Regions from separate parts of the Homo sapiens genome. Here region 2 is linked to region 1. The links are chromatin loops, found by intact Hi-C in ENCODE. Cell type or tissue: CD4-positive, alpha-beta T cell. All regions are shown on one strand.

Region 1 (8,000 bases):
CCATTCCTGTGACTTTAAGACAATGCATATGTAAAGCCCATTTTTTTAATCCCCAGATTTTACCTTTTCTATCAAATTCAGACATGAATAACTGTCCACTTGTATGTCTAATAAACATTTTAAAAGTTAACATAATTAAATGGAACTCTTGACTTCACTTTCAAACCACTCCTAGCCCTGTGTTCCTCATTTCAGTTAAGTGACAGTATCATTCATCTGGTTGTTCTTGCTAAAAATGTAAAAGTCATGAGTTTTCCCTTTGTAGCATACATTTATTCCATCAACAAATCCTGTCAACTAAACCTTTAATATATATCCCAAATCTTACTACTTCTCACCACTTGTATCTTTATTTCAGTAGAGATAATAGTCATATTTCCTAGTATGGATGAAAATAGTCAAACTCTATAAAATATGTGAAGAGATTTATTCTGAGCCAAATATGAGTGACCATGGCCCATGACACAGCCCTCAGGAGGTCCTGAGAACATGTGCCCAGGATGGATGGGGTACAGCTTGCTTTTATATGTTTTAGGAAGGCATGACACATCAAATACATTTAAGAAATACATTGGTTTGGTTCAGAAAGGCAGGACAACTCAAAGCAGGGGCTTCCAGGCTATAGGTAAATTTAAACATTTTCTGTATGACAGTTGGTTGAGTTTATCTGAAGAGCTGGGATCAATAGAAAGGAAATGTCCAGGCCGGGTGTGGTGGCTCACACCTGTAATCCCAGCACTTTGGGAGGCCAAGGCAGGTGGATCACCCAAGGTCAGGAGTTCGAGACCAGCCTGGCCAACATGGTGAAACCCTGTCTCTACTAAAAATACAAAAATTAGCTGGGCATGGTGGTGGGTGCCTGTAACCCCAGCTACTTGGGAGGCTGAGGCACAAGAATCTTTTGAACCCAGGAGGCGAAAGTTGCAGTGAGCCGAGATTGCGTCATTGCACTCCTGCCTGGGTGACAGAGTGAGACTCTGTCTCAAAAAAAAGAAAGGTATGTTCAAGTTAAGATAAAGAATTGTGGAGACCAAGTTTTATTGTGCAGAGGAAGCTCTCTGATAGCAGACTTCAGAGACAGCAGGTTGTAAAATGTTTCCTATCAGACCTAAAAGGGTACCTGGCTCTTAGTTGATTATCTCCTGGATCCAGAAAGGAAGAAAGGAAAACAAAGGGGAAAGGGGATTCTCTATAGAATGTGGATTTTTCCCACAAGGGACTTTGCAGGGCAATTTCAAGGTATGGCAAGAAAATATATTTTGGGGTAAAACATTTTTATTTTCTTTCTAGTTATGCCAGAGTCAGATTGGAAAGTAAGTCGTAATATACAGGATTAAATAAAACCCATCTGATGAGAATTTATGGTTTGTGGGTCATGACTCCCCATACCCCTTAATAAGGAATTTAGGCCAGATAAAAAATCAGAGCTTAGTCTTTACTAGATATCTGCTGTATTTCTAACTGGACTTCCTTACTTCACTTTTGCCCCACTATATCTGTTTTCCATACAGCAGGCAACCAGTTCTTGTTAATACATAATAAATCCTGCACTACCACAAATTTCTAAAATCCAGTTTACTCAAAAGAAAATCCAAATTTCTTTCCATGACCTATACTTCCCTACATAATCTTACCTTTGCTTGTCTCCCTGGCCCTATTTCCTACATTTTCTCACCTCATTTATTCCACTCTAACCACATTTTTTATTCCTTAAAAAATGCCAAATTTGTTTTGTTCCAATTTCAAATGCCTGCACCTTCTTCCATCTGCTTGAAATAAACTTTCTCCAGATTTTCACATGACCTGCTCATTTACTTTATTACCAGTATCCGCCCAGGTGCAGTGGCTCATGCCTGTAATCCTAGCACTTCGGGAGGCCGAGGTGGGCAGATCACAAGGTCAGGCGTGCGGGACCAGCCTGGCCAATATGGTGAAACCCCGTCTCTACTAAAAATACAAAAATTAGCCAGGCATGATGGCACGTGCCTATAATCCCAGCTACTCAGTAGGCTGAGGCAGGAGAATCGCTTGAACCCCAGAGGCAGAGGTTGCAGTGAGCCAAGATCAAGTCACTGCACTCCACTCCGGATGACAAAGAAAGACTCCATCTCAAAAAAAAAAGAAAATTACCAGTATCCTTGGCAAGTCCATCTAAAATAGGATTCACTGCTTCCAACACTCTCTAGCCTTTTACTTTGCTTTACTTTGACTTTACTTTCATTTTACTTTGCTTTACTACAACAATATCTATCATGAAGGTTGATATCAAATGATAATTTAGCTGATACAATTTTTGTTGAGCCTCCAACTGTGAATGAGAAAATAAAGCCTAAAGTTCATAGTACAGCTAATGACCATTAGATATTTTCTCTGTGAAAGTTTGCTAATCAGCTGAATAATTTTTCTCCTATAGGAATAGCAATAATTATAGTGGCTCATATAAAATATGCTCATGTATTAACATCCATCTCTACTGTAAATATATAATGAGCTTTGTGTTAGTCTGCTTGCATTACTATAAAAGAATACCTGAGGCTGGGTAATCTATAAAGAAAAGGGGTTAAGTTGACTCATAGTTCTACAGGCTGTGCATGAAGCATAGTGCCAGCATCTGCTTCTGATGAGGGCTTCAGGAAGCTTACAATCATGGTGGAAGGCAAAGGGGCGACAGTGTGCCACATGGTGAGAGTAGGAGCAAGCGAGATGCCAGACTCTTAAACAACAAGCTCTTGTGTGAACGAACAGTGAGAACTCATTACTTCAGGAGGGATCTACCCACATGACCCAAACACCTCCAAATAATACAGGAATTATTAAGAAATAACTTTTAGGCCGCTAGAAAGGGTAAAGGTTCTCAGTGGAAATTTTCCTGTAATAAGAAGCAACCCCCAAACCATTTCTTTTCTAACAGAAAGGCAGCTTGAAAAACCAGGCCGGCAAGCTTTGATATGCAAATGCTGGCGATTAGAAACTGGGTCCACCCAACATGGCCAACAGGAAGAGTGCCACCCTCTCCTCCTCATCACTACATGTGCCAAGTGTCATGATTGCCTCCAGATAACATGGATATCATGGTGACCTGCATTTGCATATTAAAGGAGTAAGGTAGGAGTGCCAGGTTTTTCACGGGCTATGTGAATGACACGCCTGGTCAAACCAATCTCCTGGGCCCTATGCAAATTAGACACCTCCTCCTCCAGCCTCCTGCTATAACAAACTACTCTGCCACACACGGGGTTTCTCTCTGGGAGCCCCCCTCCCTCTGTCCCTGTACTGGGAAGCTTCTTCCTTCTTTCTTGCTTATTAAACTCTCCACTCCTTAAAACCACTCTACATGTGTCCATGTCGCTTTATCTAAAACGATGTTAGACCAAGGACCCTGCTGTTCTTCCATTCATCAGAGCAGTTATCATTTTGGTTGCATTGACCGGGAATTCATTCATCGGAGTGGTGACTATAGAGCGAGCCCCAACCTCAAATCTCTCCTTCAATTTCAAGGCTCTCTTCTTACTATCCTGTTGCAAAATTTTCCTTCTTTCTCTATCCACGGTCTCTTACTCTCTCTCTGTGAAAAGTGCAGGGAGTTTTACAGTTCAGTGAAACAGGTCTGCTAGGAAAGATGGCAAACGCAGCAGGCAGTAACTCAACAAGCCCGCTCTCTGTGGCTGCGCTGGTGAGCATATAGTATTTCTAAGCCAACAGCGCCACCTAGTGGAAGTAGAAATCCTCTTCAGGGGCCACATTTTTTACGGTAACACTGAACTTCCTTTTGCACCACCAGAAATCAGGCTCTAACCTACTTCTGTGAACCGGAAAGTTCTGCCTTCAGCAATTAGAAGTAATATGTCCTCGACCGGGCATGGTGGCTTACGCCTGTAATCCCAACACTTTGGGAGGCCAAAGCGGGTGGATCACGAGGTCAGGAGTTCGAGACCAGCCTGGCCAATATGGTGAAACCCCGTCTCTACTAAAAACACAAAAATTAGCTGGGCGTGGTGGTGCACACCTGCGGTCCCAGCTGCTCAGGAGGCTGAGGCTATTGAATTGCTTAAAACGGGGAAGCAGAGGTTGCAGTGAGCTGAGATTACGTCACTGCACTCCAGCCTGGGTGACAGTGAGACTCTGTCTCAAAAAGAAGTAATATGTCTGCTGCCACATTTTAGTCTTGATATTGTCCCATAAGCAGGAAAATGGCCATTCTGTTCCTACGCTCTTTTAAGACATCTAATCTGTTTCCTGTTAAAATGGTATAATTAGTAGGGAGATTTTAAGTTCAGAAGTTAACCAGAACCATTTTTCTGAGGGTAAATGGTTTGGCATGGGCCATAATAGCAGGCAGTCTAGCACATTGCCTCTGTTAAAGGAGCCTTGACCAAAAACAACACAGTCTCTCCAAAGATCAATTTTTCAGGGAGCCAGGTAGATCACATAGGCTTAGGAAGTCAAAGGGAATCACACAAGGCAGATAAGCTAAGGTTGCGTGGGTAAAGTGTGGTTAATCCCATTGAGAGGTGACAGCGTGCTAGCAGTCCTCACAGCTCTCGCTCGCTCTCGGCGCCTCCTCTGCCTGGGCTCCCACTTTGGCGGCACTTGAGGAGCCCTTCAGCCCACCGCTGCACTGTGGGAGCCCCTTTCTGGGCTGGCGAAGGCCGCAGCCCGCTCCCTCAGCTTGCAGGGAGGTGTGGAGGGAGACGCGCGAGCGGGAACCGGGGCTGCGCGCGGCGCTTGCGGGCCAGCTGGAGTTCCGGGGGGGCGTGGGCTTGGCGGCCCCGCACTCGGAGCAGCCGGCCGGCCCTGCCGGCCCGGGGCAGTGAGGGGCTTAGCACCCGGGCCAGCGGCTGCGGAGGGTGTACTGGGTCCCCCAGCAGTGCCAGCCCACCGGCGCTGCGCTCGATTTCTCACCGGGCCTTAGCTGCCTTCCCGCGGGGCAGGCCTTGGGACTGCAGCCCGCCATGCCTGAGCCTTCCCCCGCCTCCGTGGGTTCCTGTGCAGCCGGAGCCTCCCCGACGAGCGCCGCCCCCTGCTCCACGGCGCCCAGTCCCATCGACCGCCCAAGGGCTGAGGAGTGCAAGCGCATGGCGTGGGACTGCAGCGCCGGTGCGGGATCCACTGGGTGAAGCCAGCTGGGCTCCTGAGTCTGGTGAGGACGTGGAGAATTTATGTTTAGCTCAGGGATTGCAAATACACCAATGGACACTCTGTATCTAGCTCAAGGTTTGTAAACACACCAATCAGCACCCTGTGTCTAGCTCAGGGTTGTGAGCGCGCCAATCGACACTCTGTATCTAGCTGCTCTGGTGGGGCCTTGGAGAACCTTTGTGTGGATACTCTGTATCTAACTAATCTGATGGGGAGGAGGAGAACCTTTGTACCTAGCTCAGGGATTGTAAACGCACCAATCAGCGCCCTGTCAAAACAGACCACTCGCCTCTACCAATCAGCAGGATGTGGTTGGGGGGGGGCCAGATAAGAGAATAAAAGCAGGCTGCCCGAGTTGGTAGTAGTAACCCGCTCGGGTGTCTCTCTGCCTTGGTGGGGCTTTGTTCTTTCGCTCTTGGGGTCCATACTACTTTTGTGAATTACAGCACTCACCACGAAAGCTTGCGAGACCACGAGCCTACCGGGAGGAACGAACAACTCCCGACGCGCTGCCTTAAGAGCTGTAACAGTGACCGCAAAGGTCTGCAGCTTTACTCCTGAGCCCGCCAGACCATGAACCCACCAGAAAGAAAAAACTGAACACACCTGCACATCAAAAGGAACAAACTCCAGACGCGCCACCTTAAGAGCTGTAACACTCACCGTGAGGGTCTGCGGCTTCATTTTTGAAGTCAGTGAGACCAAGAACCCACCCATTCCGGACACACCATCACTTAGTTCATCCGCTCCCATGGCTTGGGGGACCATGCTTACAATCGTGGGTGGCACATTTAACAGGGTCCCAGGAACCAGGGAAGGAAAACAGGACACTCCACTGTGTTATTCTCCGTCGGGGGTCATAGGGAATCAAAGTAGATTAAAAGGACACTTTTATTGCTTTTCTTTCTAGATGGGTAACAGATTATCTTCAGTTTGTGCCCCTCTGGCGTGCACTCTGAAACACTGAAACTTTCTTAGCCTCAGGACATTAAAGAGAAGAGCAACTCATTTTATTTTGCACAAGGGCATGGTATTTTTACTGAAACTTTGCAAGCAGTGTAAGATCAACCCAGCTCTTTTAGGAATCATATCAGGCACGCTCACTGAAAATAATTCCCCAAAATTAGAAAAGCAACTTCCAGAGGAGCCATCTGAAGATCCCCCTTCTTTGGGGGCCCCTTCAAGTTCCCTTCTCGTTACAGCCCCTTAGGCCTGTAATAAAGGGAGACTTAGCCAATTTTCTCACAACCCTGATAGGTATATAAAAGCTTTCCAGGCTGGGCGCAGTGGCTCACGCCTGTAATCCCAACACTTTGGGAGGCTGAGGCGGGCAGATCACGAGGTCAAGAGATTGAGACCATCCTGGTCAACATGGTGAAACCCCGTCTCTACTAAAAATACAAAAATTAGTTGGGCGTTGTGGCATGTGCCTGTAATCTCAGCTACTTGGGAGGCTGAGGCAGGAGAATCGCTTGCACCCAGGATGTGGAGGTTGCAGTGAGCCAAGATCACGGCACTGAACTCCAGCCTAGCAATAGAGTGAGACTCCGTCTCAAAAAAAAAGCTTTCCAAAATTTAACTCAGGTATTTCACCTCAGATGGAAGGATGTTATGTTGCTCCTAAGTCAGACCCTCACTGCAGCTGAAAAGCAGGCAGCTCTGATTTCAGAGATTAGCAACATATCTCCTATAATACACCAAAAGGGAAGAAAGCAGATAAGGAAAGAGAAGAAATAGCAGAAATGCCATTCCCAATTGGGAGGAAAGCAGTTTCCCTTGACAACCCTAATTGGGACCCCAATAACTCAGGAGATGAAAAGGAAGCTCTTTTTTAAGTGTGCATTAGAGGGCCTACGGAAAACCAGGGCCAAACCTCTCAATTACTCTAAACTGTCCATGATAAACAGCCAGATGAGAATCTTGTAGCCTTTATGGAAAGGCTGAGAGAGGCACTAACAGAACACCCCTCCTTATCCCCTGATTCAGTCGAGGGACAGCTCATCCTAAAGGACAAGTTTATTAGACAGGCAGCTGCCAATATTAAAAGGAAACTACACAAGCAAGCTATAGGACCAGATAGCACCTTAGAGAACTTCCTGAAAGTGGCCACTTTGGTCTTTTGTAATAGGAACCAGGAGGAGGCCCAAAAGAAAGAGACAATGGTCAGAAGGACAGAGACTCTAGCAGCAGCTTTGCAGGCTTGCAAAGTCCAGGATCCCGGAGGTGCATCTGCTAGTTGCTATCAGTGTGGCAGGCCAGAGCATGTTAAGAAAGAATGCCCATACAGCAAGACAAAGCCACCTCAACCCTCTCCAGCCTGTGGCAGAGACAACAGGAGATGGAACTGCCCCCAGAGGTGGAGGTCACTGGGTTCAGAACCAGTCTTACTGATGATCCAGCAGAACTGGATCCCGGGGCTCAAACTCCAGCTCCAGCGGCTCAAACTGCCATTACAGCACAGGAGCTCTGAGTGATTCTGGAAATTAAAAGAAGGAAAGTAGACCTCTTTCTAAACACTCAGCCAGTCTCTCTTTTTTCTCCTCTCTAATCCAGGCCTCCCCTCTTCCCATAGCACAACCAGAAGGGGCATCTCAGGAAAAACTCTACTCCAGTATTTTTCTCAACCTTAGTTGACACGTGCTTCCAAGCCATTATCATGACAGCTCGCTAATCAGAAAAGCCTCCAAGTTAACCCTAGGAAATAATTTAACTGTTTACACCCCACATAATGTGGCAGGATTACTGTCCTCTAGGGGGAGCTCTTAGCCAACAAACCGCCAGTAAAGCAAGAAGTACATAAGGCAGGATAAGCAGTAGTCACTCTAAATAACGTCTCTCCCCAGGCACAAGCGCTCAATTAG
Region 2 (8,000 bases), 420 kb before region 1:
GGAATAAAAGTCAAAAACAAAACAACTTTTAGAAACTTAGACCCAAAACTTTTTGTATTATTTTTATTTTCTCTTTAGTCTTTACGTGACTATTAATCACTAGCCTATTGCCCATTTGTATTTCTTTTGTATTTTTTCTTGTAACACAGCAGGGACCCTGAAGTCATTAAACCAAAGTAAGATTTCCTTTATTTCCATCCAACAACTTTTTAAAGGAGATAAAGTGTTTGTGTTAGAGAATAGGAATGTTTAATCTTTTGTTAATAAATTATTACTTTATTCACACTAATTCATACGTGTTTATTTTTTTTCTTCACATCAATGTAGTAGTTACTTTTAACCATGACTTTATAATTCAAAGTAATCCAGTGTTTCATTTGAAAAAACCTTTCCCAAGTAGAAAACCTTCATTTTAAGATTTAGTTCTATGAACTATCAGCCCATGGGGAATATTAACATATTTAGTAGATTTGGGCAAATTAAGGTGGTGACAATTAAGAATGTGTTCTCATTTTCCAAGTAGGAAAGTTTTTCGTAAAGGGCAAGTGCATTTAAAGCATTCAGAGTTTGGTTTGGGATTTACCTTTTCTTGGGAAGTATATTAGTTATATCTTGCTGCATAAAAACCACTCCAAAATTTAGTGGCTTAAAACAACAATAATTAATTATCTCTGACTATTCTGTGGATTGGCAATCTGGGCGCTTCTTCGCTGTACTCACCGGGGAACATTCATGGGGCCACCTGCCGTCATTTGATGCCTCAACTAGGGCTGGGATGTTCCAAGGTGGAGGAGAATTCCTCAGTAGGTGAGACGGCCTCGTTACAGCATGGTGGTCTCAGGGTGTCAAAATGACAGAGCAGGAACTGCAAAGCCTCTCAAAAGCAAGTCTCTGGATCTCACACAATCTCACTCCTGTCACCTTTCATTGGTCAAAACAAATTATTTATTTTACAAGGCTCTGCCTTTGGTCCCACAGGCAGGAGGTCAGACTGCTGCATCAGGGCAGGCATAACTGGGGCCGCCTGTCCCTGTGGAGAATGACCCTTGGTGGCCTGGGCTGGCTGCAGGGGCTTTGCAGCCTCCACCCATACACCCAAGCTGGAAATGACTTAGGGGGCCAACAGGGACACTATAGGCCCTGCTGCATAGCGAGTGTCCTGCATGTGCACCTGTACATTCCTCCCCTCCCTGAGTTGTACGGGCTGCACTGTGCCTTTACCCTAAGTCCCTTCACAGTCAGTCCCTGGCTGTTGTCCCTTTGTGGTGGTCAGCAAGAGACGTGCAGTTTCAGTTCCATGCAGAGTGGGATGGCAACTTCAGGGAGGGGAGTTAGTTAGTCTAACTAATATCAGTTAGACGTTATTTTACTTATAAGTTCAACCCTGAATCAAGGGTGTGAAGAAATAGACTCCATCTCTTGATGGGGAGATGGAGAGAGAAGAAATGACACACTGCAAAGAGATGTGGATACAGGGAGGTATGATTTATTGACGATTATTATGATAGTGACCTATCACCAGTAGCCTTTAAGAGTCCTTCCAGGATTCATATAGATGCTTAATGGTCTTTCTTATATCAACTAAAGTAGGAATTCATTGCAATTGAGACACTTTCTGGTCTTTAAATATAAGAATATTCTAGAGACGGGCAAACTATTCTAGGTCAAAGTTTCCTCAAGTGGAAACTGTACGACTGGGTTTTATTCAATTTACCCATTTGTTTTTCTTTAGAAATATACAGCCTCTGCAGACACTGCTTCTGAATGAACGGGCTGGAGTTTCCTTGGGATCCTGAACTCATATTGGATTCTCTACCTACCATCTTGGACAATTCATGTAGGAAAACAAATCCTCATTTGTTCAAACAATAGATGAAAATTATTAAAGTTTTGACACATATTAAATGGCGGCCTTGTGTTTCAAAGAAAAGGAAAGAGATAGTTGAATCAGGGTAAAACAACCCACTCACAACCTTAGGCTAAGACACTCACACAGCTTGTCTTCTAGCAAACTGCGTATTTAATCTGCTAAGGCAATGGGGACCTTGTCTTGAGATAGAACTGCCACTCAGGGTCATATCTTTTGTTCTCCTCTAAACTCTACTCTAGTTGAAGTTTTCTAACAATCTGGGAACCCTTATCCCCCAATCCCTGCAGAATGGCTTAATCTAACACGTCGTAAAGAAGGAAACTTCTTGTCTTAACTTGGTTTAAAAAATCTTTCTAACGACACAATTTTCAAAGGCTTCATCAGTTTAAAAAGATTATTGTGCTGACTCCATTAGCAATATCTGGCAGCCGCTACTAGGCAGCAAAACCTACCATGACTACCACTATTATATATTTGCAGTTCTCTTACTTTTTGGTGTTTTTTTGAAAAAAATTTTTTAATTTTTGTAGGTACATAGTAGGTATATATATTTATGGGCTACATGAGATATTTTGATACAGGAATGCAATATGTAATAAACACAGGGTAAATAGGGTATCCATTACCCAAGCATTTATCCTTTGTGTTACAGACACTCCAGTGATATTCTTTTAGTTATTTATAATGTATAATTAATTATTTTTGACTATAGTCACCATGTTGTGTTAGAGAATACTAGGTCTTATTCATTCTTTATAATTATTCTTTTGTACCCATTAACCATCCTCACTCCCCCCCACCCACCCCACTACCCTTCCTAGCCTCTGGTAACCATCCTTCTACTCTATCTCCGTGAGTTCAGTTGTTTTAATTTTTACTTCCCACAAATAAGTGAGAACATGTGACGTTTATCTTTCTTTGCCTGGTTAATTTCACTTAACATAATGACCTCCAGTTCCAACCATGTTGTTGCAAATGACAGGATCTCATTCTTCTTTATGGTGTTCTCAAAGCCAAAATATCTTCAATTGTTTGGACCATACTAGAAGCAGGCACAAAGTCAGACAGCCTTCAACATTCAAACAGAAATGGACACCAACACTCTTCTGGCCCGTATTTGGGCTCACTTAGGAAGTTAAAATGAGATCTATAATCTCAATGTTTTTGTTTGAATAGCTGACCTAACAGTGGAAGAAGACAACATGATAGGCATATGTGTTCCAGGTAAGAGAAAGAAAAAAGCATCAATCATAGGAGTCCAAACTATTTGGAATTGCCAACTCTGGCACTAAACAGCAGATGGCGCCAAAGGACCTTAGTAGCAACCAAGAGATTTGCTGCCATCTCTCTTTCTGCTTTCTCCTCCATCTACCCAAGATTGCTAGGCCTCAAGGTCTGGAGTTAAGAGCATAGGTTCAGGAGTCTGACTGCCCACCTTCACAGTACCACATTTGCTACTTGGGTGACCTTAGATGACTGACTTAACTTGGTTTTCCTCTTTGCAGAATAGGAATGTTAAGAAAAACCCTACCTCCCAGGGTTATTGGTAAGATTAGAATAATTATTACATATCATCATAAGGAATAGTTCCTGCCATATAAGTTTAAAAAATGTTAGCTATTACTCACTGAAACGCATTCCTTTCTATATTTTAACATCTTCAGTGGCATCTAATCTTGATGCATTGCCACCTCTCCTTTAATCCCCACCTAGGCTCCGTGGGGAACTTCCTATGACAAATTGACTAGGAAAAAAATTCAGGTCTGATTTACAGATGGTTCTGATGATATGCTGGTACCTCCTAAAAGTGGATGACCACGGCATTATAGAATTCCCCAAGGGTGATCCTGAAAGGCAGTTAGGAAGAAATATCTTCTTAATGGTCAGAACTTTGAGCAGTGCACTTAGCTGTCCATTTTACCTGGAAGGAGAAAGGCCAGAAGTTATGGATCTAAGCTGATTCACGGGTAGTGGCGGATGGTTTGGCTCTATGTTCAGGGACTTAGGGAGGACTGACTATGAATTAGAGAAGAAGCATGTAGATCAATCTTTTGTAAGGGCACAGGTGTGGAGATATTCGTGTTCCATGTGAATGCTCACTAAATGTCATCTGTTATAGAGGTGGTGCTCAAAAGTCATCTTGGCAAGATGACCTTTTTTGTGAATGGCAACCAGCTGCTTTCCCAAGCCACTTCAGTGCTGCTCATTGGACCAATGAACAGGGTGATGATATTAGATCTCTTCCATCATGGATAAGGACAAGATTATTTTCCTCACTAGAATAGATACTTACTTGATATGGATTTGTCTTTCTTGTGCATGACATTTCTGCTGCCACTATGATTCTTGGATGTATTGAATTCTTATCCACCATGATGGTATCCTATGTAATACTGCTTCTGTACTACGAATTCATTGTACAGCAAAAAACCCAGGCAATATGTTCATACCCATGTTATTCAACAATCTTACGTATATCATTTCATCACTCAGAAGTAACTGGCCTGATAGAATTATGAAATAGTTTGTTGACAACTCAATTATGGCATCAGCTGAGTGACAATGCCATGAGGGGTTAGGGTTCTGTCCTATAAGATGTAGTGTCTGATCAGAATCAGTGACCAATATATGGTAGTTTCTCTCCCATAGTCAGAAAATATAGGTCTAGGAACAAACGGGTGGAAGGAGAAGTGGCTTTCTTCATTGTTATCTATTATCCACACACAAAATGTGTGCTTTTTGTTCCTGCAACTTTGGAAACTTTGATTTAGATTCTTAGTTCTCAAGGGATGAATACGTCTACCAGGGTACATAATTATGATTCCATTGAACTGGAAGTTGAGACATCACCTGATTATTTTGGGCTTCTTGTTTATTCTGTTGTCTCTACAGCATCCTTCAAGATCAGCTCATGAGGACTCTCCTTTCACAGTGGTGAAAGGCTAATTAAGCTGTTTTCTCAAGCAAAACAACTCTTTTTACACCTCATCTCTATCCTTATGTCATGTAGACAGTGCTGCAGTTCTTTTTTTCATAGCAAATTTTTCTTCTTGTTTTACTTCTATGTGGTTTTAATTGAAAAGCAGCCAAATGATAAATACACATATAAACATCCTGCCTCCTCTGTTATGTCTGATTAAGACTTAGTAAGAGGCCTCAGGGTCTCCACCTGTTAGTATGTTGTGGTTTGTCTTGTGTATCTTTGGAGACAGGAGAGATGTGTGGCTTGTATACGTTTGTTGGAAATAAACTGCTTCTGTTTTTGAAAATTGGAATTTGCTTTATTTATTGCTGAAAACTTATGCCTTTGAAATGAAAATATAAATTGCCTAAGTAATGTTCTGAAAACCAATTCTTACATAAGATAATTTCTCTTAAATGTCTAGCACAGTGCCATTCAAGCATTCAATAAACATTAGTTGAGTATCGTTTAAGTTATAGACATTGGAAATACAGAGTCACTCCCCTCAAAATCTAGCCTAGAAGAGTAAGTGGCCAGAAATAAATAAGTTAACAATTTCAGGCACCAGAGTAGCAGTAGCTGTGAGGTAAAATGGGGGCATAAGGGAGGTAAGTAGATATAGGCTTTCCCCCAGTCTTGGGCCCTATCAGAGCCCCAGCAGATGCCTGTGGCCTGCAGAGGCCTTAGCATGCCCAGATGAGGAAGGATTCAATAAGGAAAGAAAGAATCTGTTTGCAGACTTGGAGTCTCACTCTTTTTGCCCAGGCTGGAGTGCAGTGGCTCAATCTCAGCTTGCTGCAAACTCTGCCTCCCAGGTTCAAGCAATTCTCCTGCCTCAGCCTCCCGAGTAGCTGGGATTGCAGGCGCACACTACCATGCCTGACTAATTTTTGTATTTGTAGTAGAGACGGGGTTTCACCATGTTGGCCAGGCTGGTCTCCAACTCCTGACCTCAAGTGATCCACCCACCTTGGCTTCCCAAAGTGCTGAGATTATAGGCGTGAACCACCACGCCCGGCCACAGGCAGGACTTCAAAGTGCACCGAAGCTGCATGTGTAGGACAGATCACCTGTGTGGGAGCATGTGGCTTTGAACTCTGAGTACCAGCCAGAGATGGACAATCTTGGATCAGATGCCCAAATTCTGTTCCTCCTCTGTCTTCTGGCTTAAAGATAGAACTGTGGTGTCATTAACCTTGGATTCAATTACCTTAAGAATCTCCACTCACAAGAGCTCAAATTGCTTTGGAGTTGTTAATTACACCAGCTTCTGAACAGAGGTGGATTAATTGTGAAGCTAATGAAGTTTAAGCTTCAGGACCTAAATTTCCCTGCACCAGCTACTTCCAAGGTTCTGGGAGGGGCCCTGACACTGTGTTTGCAAGGGCACATGCTTCTGTAAACTTTGCAAAAGTAAACTATTTTCAATGCAGTTAGTTAAGATGACTCTTTCCACTCCAACCCCCTCTCTGCCATACTTCTCCTTGAACTGGAGAGGGCTGAAGTAGGACCATGGAATTTCATATTGGTAATTTTGTATTCTTTTACTTATAGAGGGTTCCTCGAACTGCACAAACTTTAGTCTCCTCCCTGGATCCATCCCTGGTTCTGATCATGACTACGATTTCCCCCAAGTTGCCATTTAGATTGTATTAATATTAAAATGAGATAAAACAGTCCTTATTATTAAAAGAATGTATTGTCTTTTTTAAGAAAAGAAGCAATTCAGTGAAATTATTATTATTATTATTTTTGAGACAGAGTCTCACTCTCACCCAGGCTGGAGTGCAGTGGCGCGATCTCGACTCAACTGCAACCTCCACCGTGCCAGGCTCAAGCAATTCTCCTGCTTCAGCCCCCCAAGTAGCTGGGACTACAGGCACATGCCACCATGCCTGGCTAGTTTTTGTATTTGTGGTAGAGATGGGGTTTGCCATCTTGGCTAGGCTGGTCTTGAACTCCTGACCTCAGGTGATCCACCCTCCTCGGCCTCTCAGAATGCTGGGATTACAGGCTTGAGCCACTGTGCCAGGCCCAGTGAAATTATTTCTTACCCAAGAAGGCAATTAAAGGAGCCTGTGCATGGAGCACTAAATCTGGGGATCAGATTTGCCAAAAAAATCAAGAAGAAACTGAAGAGGTTTAAAATGCATATATTGCTTTTTCATTAGTATAGGAATGGTGGAAGAATAAAAATAAAATCAAAGATGATGGATTGATTCACCTGGAGGAAAGGAGAGATGATTAAGATTAAGGGTCATGGATCAGGGACAGAGGGGAAGAAATGGGAAGATGACTGTCAGTAGAGACAGACATAAAAAGAAAAAGGAGATGAATGCACGTAGGTCCAGCTGCTTTCAAAAAGAGTTTTAAATCTAGATGCCAGTAAATCAGAAATAAATTGTGACTGGAAGCCAACAAAGTCCAATAGAAGAAGCAAGGCGAGATCTAAGAGAGCTGCTTGGAATGAATATGAAGAAGGAAGCCTGGATCCAGGAAACTACTGAGAAGCACCTTAATGCAAAAGATTCCATCTTCTTTTCAAGTATTCTTTCTATATTATATTCATCAGAATGGGCTAGCTTATGCTGCTGGAACAAGTTAACCCCCAAATCTCCACAGCTCACACACACACCATTTATTTATCACCATGTTACAAACCTGCTGTGGTTGGTGGAGGACTTGGCTCCACATAGTAACTCAGGGACCCAGGTTGACCTGGGCTCCACCATCTTGTAGATGCACCATCTGGAACATGTAGTTGCTAGGGCAGCGGAAGAGAGAGACTGGAGCATCTTACTTGGACTTTTCACTGCCTCCACATGGAAGTGACACACATGACATCCATTCACACTTTATTGGCCAGAACTTGTCATTGGGGATTTGGAAAATAAATATTTAATGAGTATTCCTGTGTATGCTGCCTCCTATCTGAATCTTGATAGTGATGCTGTCAGTTTTTTCTTGCCTTGGAGAGGCTTCTGAGGTGTAGTTTCATGCAGAAATTGGATGCAGTCTGAGCCTCCCCAGAGTGGGATTTGAATACATTTTGTATTTGATTGCTTTGACCGGTAGGGTCTCCAGTTTAGTCGGTGCTGAGGGTGATTACTCGAATTTTGTGTCTCCCTCCTTCCCTACCTCCAATGTCCCCTGAGGGTCATTAACTTT

What was found. A loop is a pair of places that touch in the nucleus more often than their neighbours do. Peaks named below come from ENCODE experiments on the same cell type or tissue, not always from the same donor. Only the 100,000 strongest peaks of a DNase experiment are listed, where the experiment ranks them.
Region 2: a loop joins it to region 1, with 14 times the contacts of the local background. A loop is called at or near these places in 105 of 110 quality-filtered maps.

The regions. Positions count from the first base shown.
Region 1 is chr12:7,635,153-7,643,152 of GRCh38, forward strand. No RefSeq gene overlaps it. Among named protein-coding and RNA genes, the nearest start is that of APOBEC1, 27 kb to the right of the region's middle. RefSeq lists an enhancer at 2,694-3,228 and silencers at 3,670-3,799, 4,881-4,980. In CD4-positive, alpha-beta T cell, CTCF peaks have their summits at 3,733 (motif pointing left) and 3,932; DNase peaks (open chromatin) are centred at 3,699, 4,079, 5,269, 5,639 and 1 weaker place; H3K4me3 peaks cover 2,027 bases; H3K27ac peaks cover 1,565 bases.
Region 2 is chr12:7,216,670-7,224,669 of GRCh38, forward strand. It overlaps a transcript of PEX5 not described here. Among named protein-coding and RNA genes, the nearest start is that of PEX5, 31 kb to the left of the region's middle. In CD4-positive, alpha-beta T cell, CTCF peaks have their summits at 3,157 (motif pointing right) and 3,357; a DNase peak (open chromatin) is centred at 3,192.